Linked DNA regions of Mus musculus: all the other regions are linked to region 1. Evidence: chromatin loops called from intact Hi-C (ENCODE). Cell type or tissue: heart. All regions are shown on one strand.

Region 1 (8,000 bases):
ACACCAGCTGACAGGGAGAACATAGCCTATCTCCCCATCAGCTACTAGGACTCTGCAGTAACACGCATGTCCTCCTCTGCTCATGTGCCTAGACCAAGCTTGCAGATCACCAGTGCTGCCAGTAGAGTTGAGTCCTACACATCTCTGTCACCTCTGGAAAAGGAGCAAAGACCACAGAGGAGAGATGGCAAAACCTAAGAGGATGATGTTCCCTCCTCACCACTGAAGATACCGGGCTCACAAGTGGGTGGTGAAAGACAAGAAGGATGCTGGGTCAGGTTGCAACTGGCTACTAACACCTCTACATGTGTCTCAGCTACCTCCTCCTAGGAGCTGTGAAGGAGTACAGGGAGATGTAGACTGGTACAGGAGTGGAAGAAAGATGAGGAAACCATAGGAGTTGGTATCATCTCCTTTCCTAATCCATTTCCGACCTCTCCTGAGCAACATCTTCCTACAAACTACTGCGTACTCTCTGTACATGTGATGCTGACGCCATCACTTTATCTCAGCATCCACCACCTGCCCATGGAAATCATCACCCCATCCCTCAACCCAGACAAACTCATCTCTCTCCCTTCTACGATGGGCGAGCCTTACTGCCAATCCCTGCCTTGCCAGAGTGTTCTTGTGAGAGAGAGGCTGAAGGAGCCGGTGCATACAGAGGATAAAGCCATGTGACCACTAAAGCAGAGGCTAGAGCAAGGTGCTATGAGCTAAGAGAAGCCAACCACTACTGAAAGCTGTTTACAGGCTGGTGTGAGTACTGTCAAGCCGGGCAGGTACAAAGGTCCAGCTTTCTGCCTTTCTAGCTGCAGTGGATATGTCAAGTGGGGGAAATGTACCCCAGATTGCTCAGGATCCTCCTTTCTGAGCCTCACTACAAAGGCCTTGGTCATGGTCTCCTTGGGGAACAGTAAAGTCACAGCTAAGATCTACTTCAAGGAGGTCACCAGGATAGAGTCAGGCCAAGCTGTGGGGCAGCAGTGTAAATAGTCATGCTAGACGCCCCTTCGTGTGGAGGAGAGTCTGGGCATAGGGGACCAAAAGTCCATGCTTGTCAGGGGACTCATGCACTAGAATGGACTTTCTCCACACCCTGGCTAAGGGAGCGAGGGAGGGTGGGGTAAGATTACTAACCATGAGTGAGCGGCAGGTCTGCAGCTGCTGTACAAAACCGTGCATGCATGGGTAGAGGACGATTGTCTTGCCAGGGATTATAAGATTCCAGGGCAGCATGTGGAGGGATAGATGGGCATGGAAGAGGAAGACAGCTTCCCACAGAGCCAACAGAGCAGCCAAAGCAAGGAGGATGGGCCCTCCACACTGGGATGGCTTTCTTGGTCTCCAACCCAGCTAAGTTTCTACCTGGAGGTCATGACCAGGAGGGGAAGAGTCCAGGCCCTCAGTGTCTCCAGTAACCTTGGCTCCTGGGCATGCTCCATGCGCAGAGCCGGGCTGGGGCCTGGGAACATACCCACACTGTACCTGTCAGAAGTAAAGAGCAGCCCAGGACCTGACTGGGGATATATATATATATATATATATATATATATATATATATATGTCAGAGGGCAGGTGCTGAGCTCAGTTCAGAAGGAAGCCAGTCCATTAGGACTTTGACCAAACAAAAAGGCTCGGAGGCCAGCACCACTGGCCAGCACCAGAACTATGGCTGCAGGTGGCCAAAGCTGCCATTTCTACCTTAGCAGTGACTGGATAACCCTCAGATTTTCCATCATGGCCACATTTAAGTATTTGTTGTATTGTCAAACCATGCACTGACCCACTGGTCTTGGACACTAGTTTGGAAAACAGGCTCTGTGCCCAAGCCCTTATGCCCACAAAAACAAAAACAAACAAAAAACAAAACAATTTTTTAAAGGTCTGTGACGGTCACACTGGGTCATGTGCCATCAGGGAACACTGAGGCAGCAGCTCAGGGAAAGGCAGGACCCCTGCCCCTGATGCAGGAAAGACAGAAAGGAAGTCCTCTCCAGCCAGGAGGCTGCTCAGCCTCCGGCCTTTGGGATGCTCCCTGATGACGTCTGGTAAGAACTTAAGACTAAAGAAAAGTCAGAGGTAAATGGGAGCAGGAGTGGGGATCACAGAGGTTTCCCCACAATTAAGCAGAAATGGGGATGGAAAGAAGCGAGTGTGAGTGGAGCCAGGCAGGGGAGGTACCCGAGGTCCCTTCTGTGGGAAGGATGCCACCAGCTGGGGAACTTTGCTCAAACAGTCATCCCGGCTGTGGGAAGCCCACTTCCTCCCTCCAGAAGAGTACAAGGCTCATATACTTTGCCCAGTAAGAAGGGATAGAGGTAACCACAGCCACTGGCATGTGCTGCCATCACGAGCCCTGGCCAGGGCACAGCCACTAGGAGAGGCCAACTTAAAGCACTTGGTGGCCAGCTCTGGGTTCCCAGATGGCCTGGAGGAAGGGTGGGCCACAGAAGAGAAAACACACTCAAATAAACTGAGACAATTCTGAAAAACTTCTCTCAGACACAGGACTTCCTGCAGAAGATGGAGATGCCACAGGAAGTGGTGCTGGGGGGAGTGACTCCCTAGCTCTCGCTGGCCCTGTCTCAGGAAGCCACTGCTGGAAACACCTGTTCACACCTTTCACATTGGCCCTCTTGGCTCAAAGCAAGCCAGCTGGAAGTCTAGCTCAGAAGTACAGCATCTGGCTAGCATGTGCAGGCCCTGGGTTCCATCCCCAACATTGAAAAAGATACAAGCATCGAAGCCGTGGCCCCTCCCCAGGTGTCCCGGTTACACCCCTTCCTCCTTTCCAGAATAGCTGTTTTTGTTCCTCTTCCCTCATATGTGAGGAGCCTTGCTCCTACTCAGTCTACGGTTGTCTGAACATTGACTTGTACTTGACTGAAAACATGGAACATGGCCAGGAAGGGGATCCTGGGATCATAGCATTGCCATAGACCCAAGTGCTGAGCACTCTTCAATCTCTTCTGCCCTATGCACTAACAGGCCTGGAGCACACAGCACGCCCAGCTCTCTAAAGGCAGGTGCTCTGGGTCTGAGGCCTAGCTCTGACACTGGCTTGGAAGGAGCAAAGCCCTCTAGGGGAGGTTCTGGGAAAGAGCTGCTTAGCCTCAGCTGTAACTGAAAAGCACATTCCTGGGAGTGTCAGCAATGGCATAGCCTCTAACACAGGGAGGTTAGGCACCCAGGAGAACAGTAACAAGTACCTGCCATTAGGCTGGATGAAGCAGACCACGGAATGTTTCACTGCTATGGCTAGAGAGAAAGGGTGCGAGTGAGGGGCAGGGTAGGAATAGCTGGCTTGCTCAAAGCGACTGGGAAAGGTCTGGCATCCATCCACTCCTAACAGCTGAAAGGCTTTTAATGAACTCAGGATGTAGCTCAGTGGCAGAGCACAAGCACTTGCCTTGCCTGCCTGAAGCCCTAAGCTCTATCTATCTCCAGCATTACAACCCAACAAGCAAACCAACCAGACAGACAGACAGACAGACGGACGGACACACACACACACATACACACACACACAGAGGCATGCTTTCAAAGACCTTAATAGATCTAGATTCCCCACTCCCCTTTCCCTTCTCCACATTTCCTGAAAATTTCATCCATCCTCCTGGGTGATCTCTCGCTGTTCAGAAGGGATGCACAAGGCCTTCTGGGGAGATGGCAGTTGAGCCTAAAGCTTTCACAGTGTAATGCCAGTGCTAAATGTGGCAGCTTGTACCAGGCACAGGAGCCTCAAGCAGTAATTTGAGTGGAACCCAAGCCTAGGAGCAGAAACTTCCCTGAAGAGCAGGCCTGGGAGATGGGCAGAGCACATACTTGGGGTTGGATGCTTACACCGATCAGAATCCTCCCACCTCTTGCCTGCAGCCACAATATTGACAGGTTGCTAAGAGTTCCTCGAGCGAGGGCTGGAGCCCATCCCGGGAAAGAGGAAAGCTCGAGGGCTGGGCCTTGCCAGACCCATGGAGGCACATCGCTGACCTCTGTCTCGCTGTGGCAAGGAGCCCAGACTTGTTATATAAAAGATCTGGCCTGCAGCTGGAAGCCGAAGCAAAAACACGCAGCTCAGAACCCAGGCCACTCCAACTTGGCCAGAGAATGTCTGAGGCCAGCCCTGCCTGGGGTGACAGAGAGAAAGCTCCATGAGAAATAGGACAGCCACTGGACAGAGGCTGGCAAACAGGAAATGACCGAGGTAGGGATACGCTGCCTGATGTCTAGCAAAGCAAGATGCTCATGCATCCACCTACTTGAAGCAACATCAAGGTCCACCCCTGCAGGAAGCCCTCCGTGATTTACTACATTATCTGGCCTGAGCCATAGAGAAAGGAGTGTGTACTGCCAGGCTCACGAGGGATGAAGCATGCCCCTGTCTCCTTATCTAAGGATAAAGGGAGACCAGTGCAGGCTCCCGGAGAGCGCCTGCTCCCCTTCACCTCCTTCCTGCACTTCTACAGAGGACTGGCCATTGATATCACCTTACTGCTTTAACCTTGTTTCAATTCTTTTTGATACAACAAGGGGCATTTCTGGAAGACTCTTGCTCCTCTAGACTTTGCCAGACATCAGCCCCATGACATCCCTTGGTTGTCTGTTCTCGGGCCTTCAGGCAACTGGAAACCAGGCTCAAAGAAACCAAATCTTGTAACCATTGGAAAGGAGAGGGTGTTCAAATGTTCATTAGACACATTTGAAAGTGGATCTCATAAAAAGAAAGGAGCTGGTGGGATGAGCTGAGGAGGCAGAGCGAGCTGCATGGAGCATGGGGGTCCATACGACCCGGCTGTCATGCAACATGGATGGGGGCAGACTGGATACACTCTACACAGCAAAGGAAGAGCTGCCTCACCCCTTCTTGTCCTGTTACCCAGAATGAAGGGCTGGGCCAAGCTAGGTGTTCTTCCCTGCAAGTTGAAGAGGACTCAGCTTAAGCTGCCCCCAAAGGGAGCCTGGCTCTTACCAAACTTAAATGCTAAGAAGACTGAAATCCTAGGTCAGACTAAGAAACTTCTTTGGGTAATTTCCAGATGAGATTGACTTTTTTGCTCAAGTTAACAAATCTTATCCAAAAGATGGACACATGGGCTGGATGGTCTGTGGAGATCCCTTCCAAGGGCAGGACTGTTCATGAAAACACAGGAGAGAAAGCTGGGCTGTGCAGGACTCGGATGCCCTGGAGCAGCTCTGGCCTGGCTGCTGGCAAGGTGTAGCTCTTCACGAGAATGCCCTACACCTACTGATCCAATGGGGTCGACCCTGGCTCAGCGCCTCTTTGGCCACTTCCTCGAATGCCTGGGGAATGCAAACTGGACCAAATGTTGGCCTTAGTTTAACTTCAGGAGGGCAAATCTCATTTTAAAAGTCCCAAACTTAAAAGCCAGCTGCAGATTCTCCACATGTAAACCCTGAAATCCAAACTGTAAGCCCCAGCTTGACGTCTCTTTTCCACCAGGTGGAATGCAAACTCATTTTCACCTATGTTTACAAAAGAAAACAAAGATGGAAAAACCCTGGTAAACAGTAGAAGAAGAAAAGCTTTTATGTACACCCAAAACCCAGGTCAAGTCACTTTTGTGACAGAAGTCACCAGTGGCCTCAGCCAGCCCTCCCACCCCCCTGATCCCATTACCTGGGTGGCCTTGTCATTGGTACAGCAGGTGAAGGCCCCATCGGCATCTCGTGGCCACTGGCCCAGAAGGTAGGAACTGAGGATGGTGTCCAGGGAGAACGTACGCCGGACCTGGGGTGGCTGAGGCCTACACACCGACTTTTCTGGGGCCACCGAACATGGAACGCTGGCTGAAAGAGAGCACAGCCCGCAAGGCCTTGCCATCAGCATGGAGGAAGGAGTCATGGCAACCAGCCTCCTCTCTTCCAGGATACCTCATCTGCCTGCCATGTCTTCCCACCTTCCTGAAAGAATTCACAACAGCAAAGGCCCATCCTGTCTGACCAGCAACCCTGACTTCACGTCCTCACTGGATCCCTTCTGACCACTTCACAGTGGACACAGAGGTCCCTTACGATGTCCTTTGTTCCTGCTCTAGGGTACTCTGAGCCCAGCACTCCCAGGTGTCCACTCCGAGAGACTCCCTGGAGGAACTGTTTCCTAGCCTCGGAGGGAACTCCATGTTCATAAAACACAAGCCTTCTTCCCTTTTTACATTTTCTGCCCTCCTTCCCTCCTCCTGCATCCATTTTGAATCTTCTTTGCTGCACAAATGGCTCAATTAATTAAAAAACATTCTTTTCTTCTTTTTATGGTGTTAAAGACTGGACCCAGATCCTTACATAGGCCAAACAAGGACTGTATTCCACAGCGCTATGTTTTTGAGATAGGATCTTGCCATATTGCCCAGGATGGCCTTGAATGGGCTGTGTAGCCCAGGCCCATCCTGAATTCAATCCTCTGCCTGTCTCCCAAACTGGGATTTCGGGTGTGTACCACCAGGCCCAGCATGAAGGGTCCTTACTACTTCCTCCAGCCCAGGCAGCTCCAGGAGAGCTAGGGCACTGGCCCAGAAAGAGCCTCAAAGCTCTAAGCCAAGGCGTGCAGCAGAAGACAGCAGCCAAGTCTGCGGGCCTTTCCCAACCCCTTCTCTGACTTTTATCTGAATGGCAAAAAACAAAACACAAGAAGGGGCAATTATAAATGCATTCATTTTATTTTATGTTGGCTTAAGATTTCTGGGAGAAATTAAAAGTTGAAACTCTTTTTAAAACATAAGAGTTCTGGGATCATCTGGAAGTCTCAGGGGTCTGAGTTGACTCTGTTTTCTATGTCCCTGTTCAAACACTCCACTATCTGAGGATCTATAAAGACTCTCCTTTAAACAGACAAACTGCCTTCACATCTGTAGTAATCCCTTGTGATTTATGTGTATATTCAGCATAGCAGAAGGAACTGGGAACTGTAGGTATAAATAGACTTGAAGAGGTTTACATTAAAAAGACACAGAAAGATTGGCAGTTCCCCAAAAAATTAAACATAAAATTCCCTTCGGGTCCAGAAATTCCAATTCTAGGTAAAGACTCCCCTCAAAAAAAAAAAAAAAAAAAAAAGAAAAGAAAAAAAGAAAAACACCTCTGAAAGCAGAGATTTGAAAAGTTATTTATATATGTATGATCACAGTAGCATCAATTATAATAGCCATAAATTGAAGGCAACCTGGTGGCACAGGGTGAAATAGTCCAGATACAGACAGACAGCAAATGTCATAGGAGTCCACCTTCATGAGACATCTGGAATAGCCAAATCCATAGGGCCAAGGACGACTAAGGTGACCATGAGCACAGAAGGAAGGGGATGGGGGGTTCTGTTAATCGATGGTTACCTCTGGGATGGTAAAACATTCCAGAAATGATAGTCTGATGGCTACACTATAAATGTACTTATGCCATGGAATTGTAAACTTAAGATGCTTAAAATGGTAATTTTGCTGTTGTTTTGCTTTTGTTGTTTGTTTCTTTTTTGTTTGTTTGTTTTTGATTTTTTGAGACAGGGTTTCTCTGTGTAGCCCTGTCTGTTCTAGAACTCACTCCGTAGACCAGGCTAGCCTCAAATTCAGAAATCTGCCTCCCAAGTGCTAGGATTAAAAGCATGAGCCACCACTGCTCGGTGGGTTGTTTTATTTTTTAAGACAGGGCTTCTCTGTGTAGCCCTGGCTGTCCTGGAAGTCACAGAAATCTACCTGCCTCTGCCTCTCAAGTGCTGAGACTAAAGGTGTGCACTACTGTTACCTGGCAGTGAATTTTACATTATTTATGTTAACCAGCTTTTTAAAAAAAAGATACCAATAATGTGAAATTCTTCAAATTAATTTAGATACTTACATATGTTTTGACAGGCTCCTAATCAATATAAATTATAAAATATATTTTGCATTGTTTTATATATTACAAAATCCCAATTCAAAGTATCAATGATCTACATATTTGCCATTTTAAAGAATTTATGATATCAAACAGTGATTTGTTTAACCATTCCT
Region 2 (8,000 bases), 110 kb after region 1:
ATGGCTTAGTGGTTAAGAGCACTGACTGCTCTTCCAGAGGTCCTGAGTTCAATTTCCAGCAATCACATAGTAGCTCACAACCACCTATAATGGGATCTTCTGGTGTGTCTGAAGACAGCAACAGTGTATTCATATACATAAAATAAATAATTCCTTAAAAACTGTTTCTTCCCAGTAACAGTATGCAGGAGGGTGGTAGACGCTACCATTGTCAAACACCAGTGTTTGTCAGGAGGCAAAGGCAGTTAGTTCCTTGTATGAGGCAAAATAGCAATCCTGTTCCAGTTGGTCACTTGAAAAGAAATTCTGGAAAACAATCTCCAATTCAAATATACATAGAACCAGAACCTAGCTAAAGTAGAAGCTGTGCTTTTGAGGCAATTCACTTTAAAGAAGCTCTGTGACCTCTCTGTACCTCGGTTTTCTTATCTGTGAAATGGGATAGCAATGACATTTTCCCCATGAGGTTGAAATAGGCTACTTTTCATAAGGCAGTTAGGACAGTACCAGGAACACAGTAGGTGCTAACTAAATGTTTCCATCTATACAGCACACATTGTTGCTCTCACGTGTATAAGCCAAACGCTCCCCTGGTAGTTGGACAGATCAAGGCTTGACCCTCCCCATCCAGCAGAGTTGGCCAGTCTGTCTTGCCATTAAAGTGCTTAGGAGAATGCACTCTGCTATCCTGGCTGCCTTAGAAGGAATCTCCCAGCCTTCCATCATGGGTCACCATCTCAGAAAGGTACCTTCAGGTTCACGGTCACCCAGGACTCTGCCTCTGCACCAAAAGCCAGTTCCTCTCTGTCTCCTGCTGTAGTGCACACTGATGGCCCGATCAGGAGAAGCAGGGCAAGGAGAGGCAACATGGTGAGCAGGTGCCTCTCTGTCCAGGGAGCCCCACTCAGCCTGATGCCACCTCCTCCAGCAGGCTCCGGTCCCCACGGGGCCACTTGTATGTGGCTGAGATGTGTCCTAGACTCTCTGCTTCCTTCCTATGCCTCACCCCACCTTTGCACTGCTTCATGGGACAGCCTCTCTCCTTGGCTGATAGAGCCAGTGACATCAGGAGCCTAGACCTCCCCATTGCCACCCCAACATTTGATCCCAAGGCTTAACACTGATGCAATACCAGCCTTCCCTTTGGCAGAGTTCCCTCCTGTGACAGGTGCACAATGGCACAGTATGTGGGACCTGGAGGTTACAGCTTGCCAGGGATGACAACCCCCATGGGAAGAGAGAGGGCGGTATGGTGCTTCCTTCCTGCACTTCCTGTCTGTCACTGCTGATCGGCCACTCCCACCCCATCTCTTCTTTCTCTGTACTCTTCCCATCCTCTCTCTCCATCAGTGCTGAGAACACACTGCCTGCCCTGGAAAGTGCCAGCCCTAAAAAAAAAACAAAAACGAGGCTTCTTACAAGTGGAAAATGAGATTTGCCAGAAAAATGGCTTCCGAACCCCAATGTCAGCTACTGACCCACAGTGATTTTCCACTTTTTCCGTGGCCTTCTAACACGGAACCACACTTGTCCCTTCTGCTTGTAGCCTGTGTGCTTCCATATCACACTCTTCTACAAACTACAAACTCATTCTCTGTTCAGCTCCTCCCTCTCGGCCTGGCCATCCGTTCATCCATCCTGTCAACTGTAGCATCATCGTTGAATAGCTATGTGATCCTCTGGCTATTACTTAACCCCTCTATGCCCTAGGACCAAAGGCTGGGGACAAATAAGATAGTGCACATGGGACATTCAGCACAGAGTGGGATGTCTATATTTAATGTCCATTAACTATTGTTAATGTTATTTTTTTTCTTGAGATAAGAGTTTCTCTGTGTAGTCATGGCTGTCCAGGAACTTGCTTTGTAGACAAGGCTGGCCTGGAACTCAGAGATTTACCTGTCTCCCAAGTGCTAGGCTAGTGTCCCCATGCTTGTCTGGCTAACTATTGTTATTATTACTATTATTGGGACTGGATGGGAAGATGAAGAAGACACTGTGTCTAACCTCAACGCCAGAAACCTGTGGTGCGCTGCAATAGGGGTTGTTTCAGAATACTAGGACATGCTAAAATGCAGATTCCCTGGTTCAGGCCAGGCTGAACATCTTTTACAGATGTGCAAACAGGCAGGTCAGACTCGCTATAGGCTAGCCTGAGGATCCCAGCATGGGCTCTGGAATAGGAGGTAGCCTTCCCACCATAGGCACAGATAGATTAACTTTAGTCTGTGAGGAGTCTCTCCTCCTCTCTCCTCTCTCCGCTACAGGAGGGAAGTTTAGTGATGGGGCCATAATTTGGACCTCCACACTCTGCCCTGACTCTCTTGAATTACACCCACCCTGGTGTATATTTTTCTTGATGGCACCTGACTTTAAAGAGATGTGTTTGAGGAAGTTTGAGAAAAGGAGAGGAACCCAGAGAAGCCCCCAGACTTCCTCTCTCTCTCTCTCCTCTCTCTCAAGTATGTGGGTACTCTGTCTTCAGACACACCAGAAGAGGGCATCGAATCCCATTACAGATGGTTGTGAGCCACCGTGTGGTTCCTGGGAATTGAACTCAGGACCTCTGGAAGAGCAGATGGTGTTCCTAACTGCTGAGCCATCTCTCCAGCCCCTGTGAGGAGTTTCTGAGCCTCAGTTTCCCTGTCTGCAAACTTGCTACGGTGCAAGCAGTTCATGAATGACTGCGTAAATCGTTCACAGGCACAGCAGACGCCCGAGCCTCGGCATTGGTCTCGAGGTTCTCCACCTCGCCGGTGAAGGAACCACAGTGCATGGGTCAGGATGTGGTGGGCGCACTGTGTGGACACAGCGGGGAGGCACTGGGCAGATGAGAGGGTGGAGGGAAGAAGAGAGAGAAAACCCCAAAGGTCCGGAAGACCAAGAGGGAGGCGGGGCACCAGCTGGAAACCGCGGCTATTTGCAGCATCGCCCTCGGTTTGCGGTCAGGCTGAGGCTGGAAGGCCGGACGACCGGGATCGCAGCCCCGCCCGGTGCCCTCGGCCACCCGGGCGGGCGAGGCCCTAGCCGGCGAGTCCCCTTCGCTGCAATGTTGAGGCGGGTGGACTGGGACGCCGAAGCCAGATGGATGACAAGGCCACCGGAGGACAGACCGCTCTGTCCTCGTAGGGTAAGGGAAACGCAGGGTGGGTGGCAGATTCCGGTTGAGGTCGGACCCGGGGGTAGGCGGGGCCCCGGCAGGATGGGACTTCGGTACTAGCGCAGTCGGGCACGATCGGGCGAGCAGCGCCCTCCAGCGGTCGAGCCGAGCAGTGCCCCCGACTGGCCGAACCGGGGCAGCGCCCTCTATCGGCTGAGGCCGGCAGCAACCCTCACCGACTCAGGAGGGCAGATTGAGCTCCGGAACAACTGCACGTGGGCGGCCCGGGTCCCGGGCGGCGCTCTGGCCGCGGGGCGGGTCGCGGCAGCGGAGAGGCTCCCTGGGCGCCGGGTGGGCGCGAAGGATTGCTAAAGGCTGCGGTTTGGCCAGGATTGCGGAGCCGAGAAGAAAAAGATGCAAGCGGACAGGGATGAAAAAAGAAAAAGCCGAGGGAGAAAAGGGAAACACTAGATGCCGCGGGCGAGCTGCGGGCAGGAAGCCGACGCTTCCGCGCACCCACTCGGCCAGAGGAGGGGGTCGTGGGCCCTTTAGAGGCCGGCTCCCGGAGGCCAGGCGCCACGGGTGGCAGAGTCGGGATTCGAACCTGGGTCTGCATTCGGCTCTTGTTTCGTTCACCTCCTAGATCAAGGAAACGGAATGGGGGGAGGAGGGGGGAAGCGATGACGGGGCTGGGAGGGGCTCGGGTGAGAGGTCTTGGCTGCCCCGTGGAGACACTTGCGGAAGAAGGCCAGATGTTAAGGACTGATCTAGGGACGCCGCTGGACCCTGCTTCCGTCCTACCAGCGCCCCCACGTGGAAGCTTTTGACCGACTCATCGCCCCTCCCAGAGCGCCGCGTGCCCGCGAGTTGGGACCGGGGTGCAGGGTTCTGATGATGTTCTGTTCTTTGCATAGAAGAACAGTAGGTTCCTTCCAGTGGCGGGGGAGTAAAGTGGCTCAGGTCACCCGAGAGCCCAGACCTGGAGCAACAAATAAAAACCCCGTGCTTGGACCCCTCCATTGCAATAGCTTGGACATATATATTCATTCATTCTCTCCCCTTTCCTTCCCCCATCCTCCCTCTCCCCTTCCCCCCTCTTTCTCTCACCTTACTGTTCCCCCTCATTGGCCATGAATTTATTGAACGTCTACTTTGACATAGCAGGGCATCTACAGAAGAGCAGGCACACTGGGCAAAAGGCTCCATCTCTATCCTCACTGGTCCTTACAGTCAGAGTTGGGGTGGACAGATATTTACCCACATTTCCACTACTGAACCCAAATCTCTCATGTTCTTGGCATCTTTAGCCTGTTAGGCTGTTGGCCTCTAGCCCTGGTTTCCCATATCTCTGGCAGGGTCCAGATTAAATTTCCTGAAAGTGTTGCCATATCTACTGCTAGCAAATCAGGATTTGGTGTTATTGTTACTGTTGTTTGGGTTTTGGCGTTCGTTTGTTTTGTTTTGTTCTATTAACCTTTTATTTTACGTGTATGGGTGTTTTGTCTCCACTGTGTCTGCAGAGTGTGGAGGTTCAAATTATGGCCCCATCACTAAACTTCCCTTGCTGTAGGAGAGACAGAGACAGAGACAGAGAGGGGGGGAGAGAGAGAGAGAGAGCACGCTCGAGAGAGAGCACACTTGTAGGGAGTAAGAAGATAACACGAGAATTTTTGTGCAGCGTTTGTTTAGCTCGCTGTCAGCATATAATAAATGGCAGCAATTATTGCTGTTAATAATATAATTAAACGACAACATCCATCTACATTCCCTGGGAAAGCCCAGATTAAGGAAAGTCATGGGGCATTCCCTGATGTTTCACCATTCAGTTGCTTCTTAAAATATGGCAGCTAGGTGCCTGCCATCAGACTGGGTCTCCCTGTATGGAGTGTCTTCCTTAGACAAAATTCAGCATCCTGGATCTTAAAGGGTGGGCACAGGAAGGGTGGTGAAGATGGGATGTTAGGAGTTCTGGGTTCTAGAACTGCCCCTTGCCTCCAGGGGAACAGAGGAGCCTTTCTGAAGTGCTCACTTCTCCCAGCGCCTGCAAACAGTAAACCCTCGGGTCTGACCCCATTAGTGAGGGGAGAGAAGCTCTGTTTAAAACCAGTCTTCTCTTCCTGGAGCCTGGTCTGAGTGCTGCGGTGGAGTGAACTGCTAATTGAAAATGTTGATAATGCGTTGCCCCTGGTCTGCGGAATAGAGCCTCCCTCCAGTTCCCGCCGTCTGCAAAACAGCTTGCTGCTCTCAAAAGGCTCTAGCATGGAAACAGTGCCTAGGAGGGGGGAATCAGGATGGCCGGTCTCAAGGGGCACCTGGGCTAGCCTTAGAGGACATACTTTGTCCTGCTATCCCTGACCATGACCTTGGACATCTAAGCCACCCAAACTAGAGAGGGCAACTGGAGATGAGGAGATGCCCCTGGTCCCAGTCCTAGATCTGCCCAATCCTTCTATTGTCTGTGGTGAACATGAGGCCAGTGTGGGTAGCTTGGGGCAGATGAGGACAGCTTGGGGTTGGGAGAAAACTCCATTTCTGATGTCCAAGCACTTAGGATCGAAGCAGAGGTGACTCTAGACATCAAGATGTCCTGAGTTCCCTGGGCCTAGCAGGACTGGAGCTGGGACCTAGGCTCTGCCATTTCACGTGGGCCTGATCCCTGTTCCTCCGTTCTGACCCTGAAGATACAGACAGCCAAGGGTTATTTCATACCCCGTCTCCACTCAGCCTTCAAGGACTACGTAATGTCAATCTTTATCTTTTTGTTGTTGTTGTTGTTTTCGAGACAGGGTTTCTCTGTATAGCCCTGGCTGTCCTGGAACTCACTTTTGTAGACCAGGCTGGCCTCGAACTCAGAAATCCACCTGCCTCTGCCTCCCGAGTGCTGGGATTAAAGGTGTGCGCCACCACGCCCGTCTCAATCTTTATCTTTTAAAACTTTTTAAAAATATATTTTATTTTACGTGTATGGGTGTTTTTGTCTACATCTTTATGCAACACTTGTATGTCTGGTGCACATGGTGGCCAGAGCAGACATCAGATATCCTGGGACTGGAGTTAAAGAGGCTGTGAATCACCATCGAGTGCTTGGAATCCAATCATCGTCCCTTGGAGGAGCAGTCTTTGAGACAGTCTCACTCTGTAGCCCAGGTTGGCCCTTCCTGGAACTCACCATGTAGACCAGGCTGGCCTCAGAAATCTGCTGGCCTCTGCCTCCTGAGTGCTGGGATTAAAGGCGTGCACCACCACTGCCTGGCCAGGCTGGCCTTGAATTTTGAATCCTTCTGTTTCTGTCGCACTAGTGCTACAACTATGAGTATGCTCTATTCTGCCCAGCTGAGCATCATTTAAAAAAAAAAAAAAAAGTTCACGAACAAGGATCTGGGGCTTGCCTGGGCCATGGCTCTTCAGCAGGGGTAGTGGAGTTTCGTCCTGAGAATGTTCATGTGTATGGGGTGAGGTCAGGATAAGTCGCTGGAATAGTCCCAGGATGACCTGGGGTGGGGCTGGGTGAGGCCAGTCCTGATCTAGAGAAACGTGGGCTGAGCTCAGTGACAGCCAAGGGTGTCCTGGGTCTGAGGTCTGGAGGACAGGAAGTGGGAGGCACTGGGATGATGATGGGGAAATATGGCTCAAGGAGTAAGGATGCCTGGGTGCGCTTCTGGACAGTGTGGCGCTGAGATGCCTGGACTGCCCAGGAGGAGGCACTGGGCTCAAGGAGCAAGGGTGGTGCTGGAGCTGTTAGAGAACACCAAGAACCCTCAAAATGTCTGGGGAGATGGCTCAGTGTGAGGACCTGAGCAAAAACCCAAGAACCCACATAAAAGCCACGTGGGATAGCATGAGTCTGTAGTCCCACCGTCCTAAGGGTAGACAGGAGACTTACGAGGGAGGTTTGAAGATGGATAGCCTGGCATGCCCCTGCCTCAAACGGGGTGAAAGGCAAGAGCTGATGCCTGAGGCTGACCTCTGACCTCTGTGAAGAACATGTGCATGGGGATCAGGGGACAACACCCAGAGAAATGTGAATGAACAGACTAGAGATGAAGAGTGTGGGGTACTACAACCCAGCGAAGTGGGTCGATTGGAGAACATCCAGCAATTAGGAGGGAAAAAAAAGACTAAGCATATAGTAGGCTGTCTATAAGGTGATCCCATCCGCTTAGTAACACGAAAAACATGTCCATTTATAAACGGATACATGCAGATGCCAGGACAGTGTCAAACACTTTGCAGAATTGGGGTTCAGTCTGGGAAGCAGTTGATGTATGGGAAGGGGAGCAGGAAAGAGACAGATCTGGGACCGGGGGAGACACAGGGTGCCTTCATTTCTCTCTGTAAAGGGTTGGTTTTTGTTCTTTAAATTTTTACATGCATTTGTTTGTTGTTTGTTTGTCTATGTGTTTTGTTTATGAGGTAGGGACATGCCCATGTGTGTGGTCAGGGGACAACCGAGGGAGTTCATTCTCTCCCTCCATCCCGTGAACCCCAGGGGTTGAACTCAGGTTGTTACAGTTGGCTACAGGCAGAGTCATTCCACCAGCCCAAGTTCTGGTGTTTTAACCTGGGGTGTGGCTCTGGTTTTGCACACTTCGGTGTGCCTTGTGCAATGAGTAAATTCTGGGAAAGAGACCGCAGTGGAAGTCTGAGAACCTTGGAGGAGTGTTTCAACTGCGGCTGGGGTCGAGTGCTGCTTGCCTGGCATGCCTGAGGCCATGGGTTCAATCCCCAGCACCGAGCAGGGGGGTGGGCGGGATGAGACTTAAGGGAGTGTCAGTTACCTCACTAACCAGCTGGAGAGGTAGTTAGCCCTGAGGCAGGGGGATGACCATGCTGAATTCTGCAGGAGTCAGTGAGTCTCCAGTGCCCAGGGGCTGGTGGGCAAGGATAGTGTTGAGACATG
Region 3 (8,000 bases), 56 kb after region 1:
GACTGTCCCCGCCATCCCAGTCTGCTTTAGTTAGCCCTCGTCTTGGGCGCAGATTGCAGCAGCATTTGAACTAAACTACTTTGGGCTTCCCTGCTTCTCTGATCCCTCCTCTAAAAGCTGCCAGAAGTAAATCTCTAAACTGCAAGTCTGATCACGGAATGTCTCTGCTTAAAGTACTTCAGTACCAGCCTAGCCCCTCCAGTCCAGTCTCCCAACCCAGGTACAGAAGGCTCTGCAGGAACTGGTTCCCAGCACCATTTTGGCAACCATTTCACTCCCCCTTGCCAAGTCAGTTACCCCAGACAGGACGCTTGCTCCACACCTCAGCTTCTCAACATGCTGTACTCTTTGCATGGAAAGCCCCTGGTTTCTGTCATCCTATTAAATTTTTCATTCACCTTTCATCTTTTTCCTACTTTTCAGACGAAATGCTCCGCCTGCCTCTCTGTCCCGGTGGATCCTTCTGTCCTTCTATTTTTTTTTTTTTTTTTAGTAGTCCATAGCATTTGAGAACAACTCAAACTCATAGCTCCACTGAGGGAAGATGCTGTTTTCTCCATCTTGGTATAACATGATGTCTGTGTAATTGCTAGGTTTCTAAAGCTGAAGTGAGCTAAATAGATAGAAGTGACCACTGACACCACAGGAAAATACCAAACAGTAGGATGCTATAGTCATGATTAGAGAGACTGCAAACAAACAAAGAGCCATACATCAAGCACTTACTCTATCTCAGGAACTTGCTGAGTCTTTCAAAACACTCATTTCTTTTATTCTTTCCAACCACTTAGTCAGCTGGTCATTAGCACAAACACTTTAAGATGAGAAACTTAGGTCAATTTAAAAACCCATCCAAGGGGGCTGGTGAGATGGCTCAGTGGGTAAGAGCACCCGACTGCTCTTCCGAAGGTCCAGAGTTCAAATCCCGGCAACCACATGGTGGCTCACAACCATCCGCAACAAGATCTGACTCCCTCTTCTGGAGTTGTCTGAAGACAGCTACAGTGTACTTACATATATTAGTAAATAAATCTTAAAAAAAAAAAACCCATCCAAGAGCAACACAGAGAGAAAAAAAAAAAGACAGAGCTGATCTGCATCTGACATCAAAGCCTTGTACTCAATTCTAGTGAAGCTGATAATGAGGAGTAGGGACTGTGTTCCTATTGGCTGGGAAATGGAGGGGGGACATATCTACCAACGTTTGAAAATATGCAGTAGTTTCTGAAAAATAATGTCACCATGTTTTATTACCTTACAAACAGTAAATCAGGAAAGTCTTTCTGAAGACAGAAAAGAAATTACAGGGGGTTGGAAGATGAATCCGGTCTAGGCTGACCTAGAACCATGTAGCTGAAAACCTTAAACTGAATCAAGCTTTTGATTCAAGGACTGGGAGTACAGATGTGTGTCACCACAAGCCAACTTAAAAGGATATTATTCAAATATAAGAGGCTGTTAGCACTAGTTAGGGAGTTAGAACATTCCAGAGTAGCCCCAGGAACATATCCTTACGTGAAAAGAACAGTGATAGAATGGATTAAACACGAGAGAGCTAAAATAATACAAAGGAAAATATCTGAGCCCTTTTCAAGCAAGTTTTTATGTGCAAATCAACTCACAAAGATTGTTAAAAGGTATTTATACTAAGTACTAAAAGCAAAATACCGAATGCTAATGGCGTCAACAATGGCTTAAGCTATTCCCCACCCCCAGCCCCAGGGAATGTGGGCTAAGGGTCTGGAATTTTTTTAACTCCGAAGAGTCCTCTGTTTAGCATGTCAATCAGGTTTGTATTCTGTTCTTAAAGCCTCTCTCCAGGTTAGCCAGCCTCAAATGGAAATTCTGATAGGGGCCTGTGGGGGTTCAGGGGATAAAAGCACTTGCTCTTTCAGCAAGCTGGATGACCCGAGTTTGATCCCAGAGACACCACAAAGGTGGAAGTTAGGAATCTATTCCCCAAAGTTGTCCTCTGAGCACTCACCTGGTCATGAGTGCGTGCTCAGCTCACACACACACACACACACAAATCTGGAACCAGAATTCTATCTTGGTAATTACTGAGGTTGCTTTGATTCCAGCAAGTCACTCTTGGTTCACCTTGGTTCTTTCAAGTCCTCTGAGGCTAAAACTTCAAGGCCTACAAACCACTTTCCAGACTTTTCTTTTTCGAGACAGGATCTAGCCTGGAACTGGCCATGTAGACCAGGCTGGCCGTAAGCTCATGATTTGGATCTGCCTGCTTCAAAAAGCATGCACCCCCACCCCCACCCCCCCACCTGGTTCCAGACTTTTCGTATAGCTCTTTCTTCTAGTCTTAATTTCTTCTTCTTATGGCCTTTTATTATTACTTGAATACCCACTCCCTTTCTAGTGTCTTTCAAAATACTATTTCTCTCTCCACTCAGTTCTTGGCTCTTGCATTTGTGCTACAGAGGTCACACGGGCTGAATGAGGTTCAACACTTCTCCGACTTTTGGTACAGCACCCTCACATTCAAACCACGTCCTCCGCCCCTCTCCGGGCCACCCAAAGATCTCAAACCAAAGCAGAGCACTGATAAGCCGGGGGCGTTTCACAACAGAGATAAACTGGAAATTCTTTGGCGCTCCGGCATCCTGAGAATGGCTCTGCATCATCTCATAACTTACTTCTTGTTCTCTTAACGCAAGGACAAGGCATAAAGAGAACACTCTACCCCACTTCAAGACCGACAACGACCCTGTCAATCCTTTATTCAAGCCCCATTCACACCACTCCGGAACACGGAATAGCTCTTACAGCAGTTCCTTGGGCAAAATATCTCTTGCCAGTTCGGAGTTTACAGAATGAACGGAAACGTCCTTCGGCCGACTAGGAAATGAAAGAGTTAAAGATCGACAACCTGATGGATTCTGGGGTTTTCCTCCCTCCACGCCACAAATTAAAACGACGAGGAAGGAAGAGTTTGCCCAATGTAAAGATGAAAACGGTTACCTTCAACTGCCAGACTTCTGCCCCAAACAATCATGGCTACCTAATCCCACACGAATGCCGCCTACCTAACTAAAAAGGTCTAGCCGAAGGTTTCACCACTGGTGCCGTCTCCTGCCCAATTCCAAAATGGCGCTGACTGGCCTCACTAAGAGTTTCGAGCTTCCCATGATCCTCACTGGCCTAAAGGTCAGGTGACGCAAGCCTCAGCCGGAAGTTAAGGAATAGGCGCTTCCAGCCCGCGGCGCTTGCGCAGAAGGCTCTAGACGCTGAGAGGTAGGAGGCACTTGGGATCGTCCGCAGGGTTTGGGACAGCTACAGAGGCCGCCACGGAGCCCGCCGGAGCCCCCGTTCCTGCTGGTGCTGCCGCCGCCCGAATCGGAACCGTCGGGCTGCAGCCGCCGGCAATGCCGCGAAGGAAGGTGAGAAATGGCAGAGAAGGGATGGCGGGTTTCTAAGGGGAGTCGATTGAGTAACGTGACGCGGTTGGCCACGCCTCGTCGTGCTTGGGTTCCAACTTTCTGGTCCCCCGAACCTAGCCTAGCTACTCTGTCTCCTCTCGGTACCAGACAGAAAAATGTGGGCCCGACCCTGGCCTCGGCCTATGCCTGTAACTATTCCCGCCCTCTGCTTGCCCGGATCGGAGGCGTTCTTGTTAATTGGTCGCGGAAATGTCTAGAAGCGTATTGATTGGATGGTGACGCCGCCTGTTTGGGCCCAACGGTCACCTCCCCGCGTGCGTGGGCGGTGTCTCGGTCTGGCCCCGGTGCTCTCCGACTGGCTGTGGCGAATGCTCTCCCTTCTCTTTATTGGCCCAGCTTTGCAGTCTGTTCTTGTGGCGGGTGCGGCTTAGCAAGGCCTGGATTGGGGCGACCAACGCCCCGCCCTTCCGGATAGAGATGGCGATAGGTGTTGTAAAGGCGAGTTGGGAAGACCACTTTCCTTTCCTGGTGGGGGGATTACAACAAAGCCGAGGATGGGTGGTTAGAAAGCCAGCGCCCACCCCCAAGGGATAGCTCGCAGGCCTGTTGCGTCTCAGTCACCGTCTTCCACCTATTTGTTCAGTTTGACATTTCCTGGTCAGTAAATGTTTGTTGAACTGTATGACATTTGCCCCATATGTTCAGTCGTAAAATGCAAAGAGCAGTGTTACGTGCTAGTTGCTAGGAATTCGAAAAGTATGCGTGATCACTGGCTTAAAGGGTTATCGCTGTTGAGAGAAGAACACAAAGAACCATAGTTCATACAGTCTCTGCTTGAAATTGTATACACTGTAAGAAAGCCGTTAACGTGGGAAATAAGTAAAGAGCTGATTTTCAGGGTTAAGCCAGGCAGAATTGATAGGTCATGGACGGGTGTCAGGGTCTTTGGCTGAGATGACCCTAAAGTTTGCCTTTTAGTGACATTCTGTGCCTCTATTTACTTGTGGTCAGATTTTTGAATGAAATATTTGGATGGATAGACGGTTGGTATTCATATTTCTGCAGAGATCACTCTTCATGGAAGCTTTCCAAGTTAAATATTTACATTAATGTCTCTTGCAATGACCAGAGTTGACAGGTAGTATTTTTTTAAAAGATTAATTTATGTATTTTATGTATGTGAGTACACTGTAGCTGTACAGATGGTTGTGAGCCTTCATGTGGTTGTTGGGAATTGAATTTTTAGGACCTCTGCTCACTCAGGCCCAAAGATTTATTTATTATTATACATGAGTACATTGTAGCTGAGTTTAGACGCACCAGAAGAGGGCACAGGTGTTTGTGAGCCACCATGTGGTTGCTGGGATTTGAACTCAGAACCCTCGGTAGAGCAGTCAGTGCTCTTAACCTGCTGAGCCATCTCATCAGCTCGACAGGTAGTATTTATATCCAGGCATACCAAATACAAGAGACAGACCTACTGGTTTGTTGGAATGATCTAGTCTCCTTTTAGCAGTTTCCAAATGTAAAAGTGGAGAATGTAAATTCTTCCTGGATGTTATGGTACAAGCCTTTAATTCCAGCACTTGGGAGGTGGATCTCTATAGTTTGAGGTACACATGGCTGATATGCTGGGGTGTCCTGACTCAAAAAGAAGAAGAAAATGTAAGTTCTTGCTGGGTATAGTGATACACACCTGTAGTTCTGGCATCCTGGAGGCTGAGGCAGGAGGCTCATCTTGAGCTTAAGGCAAACCTGGGTTATATAATAAATTCCAGGCCAGCCTGAGCTAAATAGCAAGAACCTATCTCAAAACCAACAAAACCCAAATGTAAATATGTTGGTAACTTGGTTGATGGCCAATCTGTCCTAATCTATCCTTAGGTTATTTAGTTTTTTTATATGCCTCATGTAGTGTGATACTAAATTTCTGTTTGCTAGAAAATATTAATGTTTTTAGTGTGGGTTGTTAATCACAGGATATATGTGTCCTCTGTAAGAATCTAGTAACTCCAAACATACTTGGCCCCAGGGAGCTTATTCTTTGAATAAAGCGTTGGGGCCTGGGACTAAGCTATAGCTCAGTGGGGTGTGGTTACTGCCGGGAAGCCCTGAGTTCAGTCCTTCGTCTGTCCCACTCCCTTTTCCTGCCAAAGATAGTAGGACTGAGTTTGAGGAGTTGTAGTGATTTCAGCAAGTACTCTTTGTCCAGCTTAGAAAAGAGCACGTGTCAGTGCTTACTAGGTAAAGTAATCTTCATGGCTCATCACCCTTCCAGAGGCCGAGAGTTATGGCTAGGGTGTGGCATGCGTTTTTCTGAGAACCTGACACGTGGGGCTGCAGGGATTGTTCAGCTGGTCAGAGTACTCATTGCTCTTGTAGAGGACTGGGTTCCAAGCACCTTGTTTCAAGCCTCACAACCGCTTATGACTCCAGTCCCAGGTGACTGGACAACCTCCCTTGACCTCCGAGGGCGTGTATGAGATCAATATACAGGCAAAACTTTCACACATACAGTAAAATAAATCTAATTTTTAAAAAGCCCGGTTTGAATACCTATTTAGTTTTTAGTATAAATTCCTTTCCAGCAGCACTTATAACATCCATGTGGAGAAACTTTGAGGACTGATGGTTAAGAAAATAATTTGTATCTTTTTTTTGGTTAATTTCTTTCAGTGGGTAAGAGCACCCGACTGCTCTTCCGAAGGTCCAGAGTTCAAATCCCAGCAACCACATGGTGGCTTACAACCATCCGTAACAAGATCTGACTCCCTCTTCTGGTGTGTCTGAAGACAGCTACAGTGTACTTACATATAATAATAAATAAATCTTAAAAAAAAAAAAAAGAGCTCCTAGAACTGGAGCTCCAGGTAGTTGTAAGCTGCCATGGATGTTGGGAATTGAACCCAGGTCCTCTGGAAGAGCAGCAAATGCTCTTAACCACCAAACCATCTCTCCAGCCCCAAGAACATACTTTGAAATGACCCCGGTCAGGGTTTCTCTGTAGCTCTGGCTGTCCTGGAACTCTGTTATGTAGACCAGGCTGCCCTGGACTCACAGAGATCTTCTTACTCCTAGGATTAATGGCATACACCACCATGCCCAGCTAATATAATTTTTATTATATTATAATATATAATATAATTTTTGTTGATGGAGAATTTGAATAAAATTTACCCCAAAGTTCAGTGAGGCCTAGCAATAACATTTTATATGCCATCTTGGACTTTTTCTTTTCCTTTTTTTTTTTTAAGGTTTAGTTGTACTATTTTAATTATCTGGATGTGTGTAGGGATGTGTGAGAACAGGTGCCTGCGGAGGCTGGAGGTATTTGGCTCCCTCTGGAGCGGGAGTTACAGACTTCAGTTGTGAACTACCAAGTGGGCAAGTGCTGGCAAATGAACTAGGGTCCTTTGCCGGAGCGGCCTGTGCTGTCAGCCACTGGACTGTGCTTTTTCTTTCGTTTGTCCTTTTTATTTTTTTCTTGACTAGCCAGACCATTTTGATTTGGGTGTTTTGTTGTTGGGTTGGGTGCTTTTATTTCCAATTTCTAGTGATTCAGTCCAGATTGTTTCAGAATTAGTGATAATACACGAAGAATTACTTCTCTTCTCGGTCTGCTGAGTACAGGTGGTTTGGTTGTAGGTCATTCCACTAGCATGTCTGAAAGGAAGGGCAGCGCCTCTGCACAGCAGGGAGGGGAAAGGCTGGCTGGTGGTGGAGTCCTTCCTTATGTTGGAACTTGGTACTTCAGCATCATGGTTCATTTTACTTCCAGTGCTAATAGAAAACTGTAGTAAATGCTTTTGTGCTAATGTCTGGATCTATGGTATTGCAGAGAAATGCAGGCAGTAGTTCAGATGGAACCGAAGATTCCGATTTTTCTACAGATCTCGAGCATACAGACAGTTCAGAGAGTGATGGCACCTCGCGCCGATCTGCCCGAGTCACCCGCTCCTCAGCCAGGCTAAGCCAGAGTTCCCAAGGTAAACATGTTTTCCTTTCCCCTGACTTCTTCACAGTGGACAGTGGTGTCATTCTGTTGTGCTGGTTCATAGGGATACTGCTCCTGAGCTTGATGGAGAGCAGTGGTTCTCAGCCCTCCTAACACTGCGACCCTTTAGTACAATTCTTCATGTTTTCGTGACCCCCCTCCTTTAAATTATTATTTTTTAAAGATTTATTGTGCGTACAGCACCTGTCTGTGTGTGTGCCTGCAGGCCAGAAGAGGGCGCTAGATCTCATTATCGATGGTTATGAGCCACCATGTGGGTGCTGAGACCTCTGGAAGAGCAGCTGTCTCTCCAGCCCCCCATTAAATAATCGTTGTTACTTCATAACCATAGCTTTACTAAGGTTATGCATCATACTGTAAATATCTGATACGCAGGATACCTGACATTTGGCCCCTGTGAAAGGATCATTTAATACCCTACCTACAAAGGGGTTGAGACCCACAGGTTGAAAACCATTGGTATAGGTGGTAGAATGGTCAAAGTGTAAGGCAGCTGCTGAAATACTCGGTCTTCAAAGTGGTTTCTGTCAGATGTTCTTTTATAGGCAGTGGCTTATATAAATGTGAGATGCAGGTGTCTTGAAGACTGT

What was found. Peaks named below come from ENCODE experiments on the same cell type or tissue, not always from the same donor. Only the 100,000 strongest peaks of a DNase experiment are listed, where the experiment ranks them.
Region 2: a loop joins it to region 1, with 2.2 times the contacts of the local background. A loop is called at or near these places in 2 of 42 quality-filtered maps.
Region 3: it touches region 1 in a loop (2.4-fold over the local background); 9 of 42 quality-filtered maps call a loop at or near these places.

Annotation. Positions count from the first base shown.
Region 1 is chr11:95,361,810-95,369,809 of GRCm38, reverse strand. It overlaps Fam117a (family with sequence similarity 117, member A), which reads right to left. Exons shown (of 8, transcript NM_172543.4): 2 at 5,642-5,811. Among named protein-coding and RNA genes, the nearest start is that of Slc35b1, 19 kb to the left of the region's middle. In heart, a CTCF peak has its summit at 3,086; DNase peaks (open chromatin) are centred at 2,639, 3,179, 4,019, 5,219 and 2 weaker places.
Region 2 is chr11:95,254,569-95,262,568 of GRCm38, reverse strand. It overlaps Tac4 (tachykinin 4), which reads right to left and starts at 1,040. Exons shown (of 4, transcript NM_053093.2): 1 at 750-1,040. The coding sequence starts at 869. Gm11515 (a long non-coding RNA gene) reads left to right here and starts at 2,606. Exons shown (of 3, transcript XR_388972.1): 1 at 2,606-3,130. In heart, a CTCF peak has its summit at 3,933 (motif pointing left); DNase peaks (open chromatin) are centred at 988, 3,178, 3,878 and 6,639; H3K4me3 peaks cover 1,705 bases; H3K27ac peaks cover 1,639 bases; H3K27me3 peaks cover 1,384 bases.
Region 3 is chr11:95,305,430-95,313,429 of GRCm38, reverse strand. It overlaps Kat7 (K(lysine) acetyltransferase 7), which reads left to right and starts at 3,184. Exons shown (of 15, transcript NM_001195003.1): 1 at 3,184-3,395; 2 at 7,234-7,381. The coding sequence starts at 3,381. Gm11520 (predicted gene 11520) reads right to left here and starts at 3,014. Exons shown (of 3, transcript NR_155298.1): 1 at 2,977-3,014. In heart, a CTCF peak has its summit at 7,605 (motif pointing right); DNase peaks (open chromatin) are centred at 3,129 and 3,699; H3K4me3 peaks cover 2,699 bases; H3K27ac peaks cover 2,568 bases.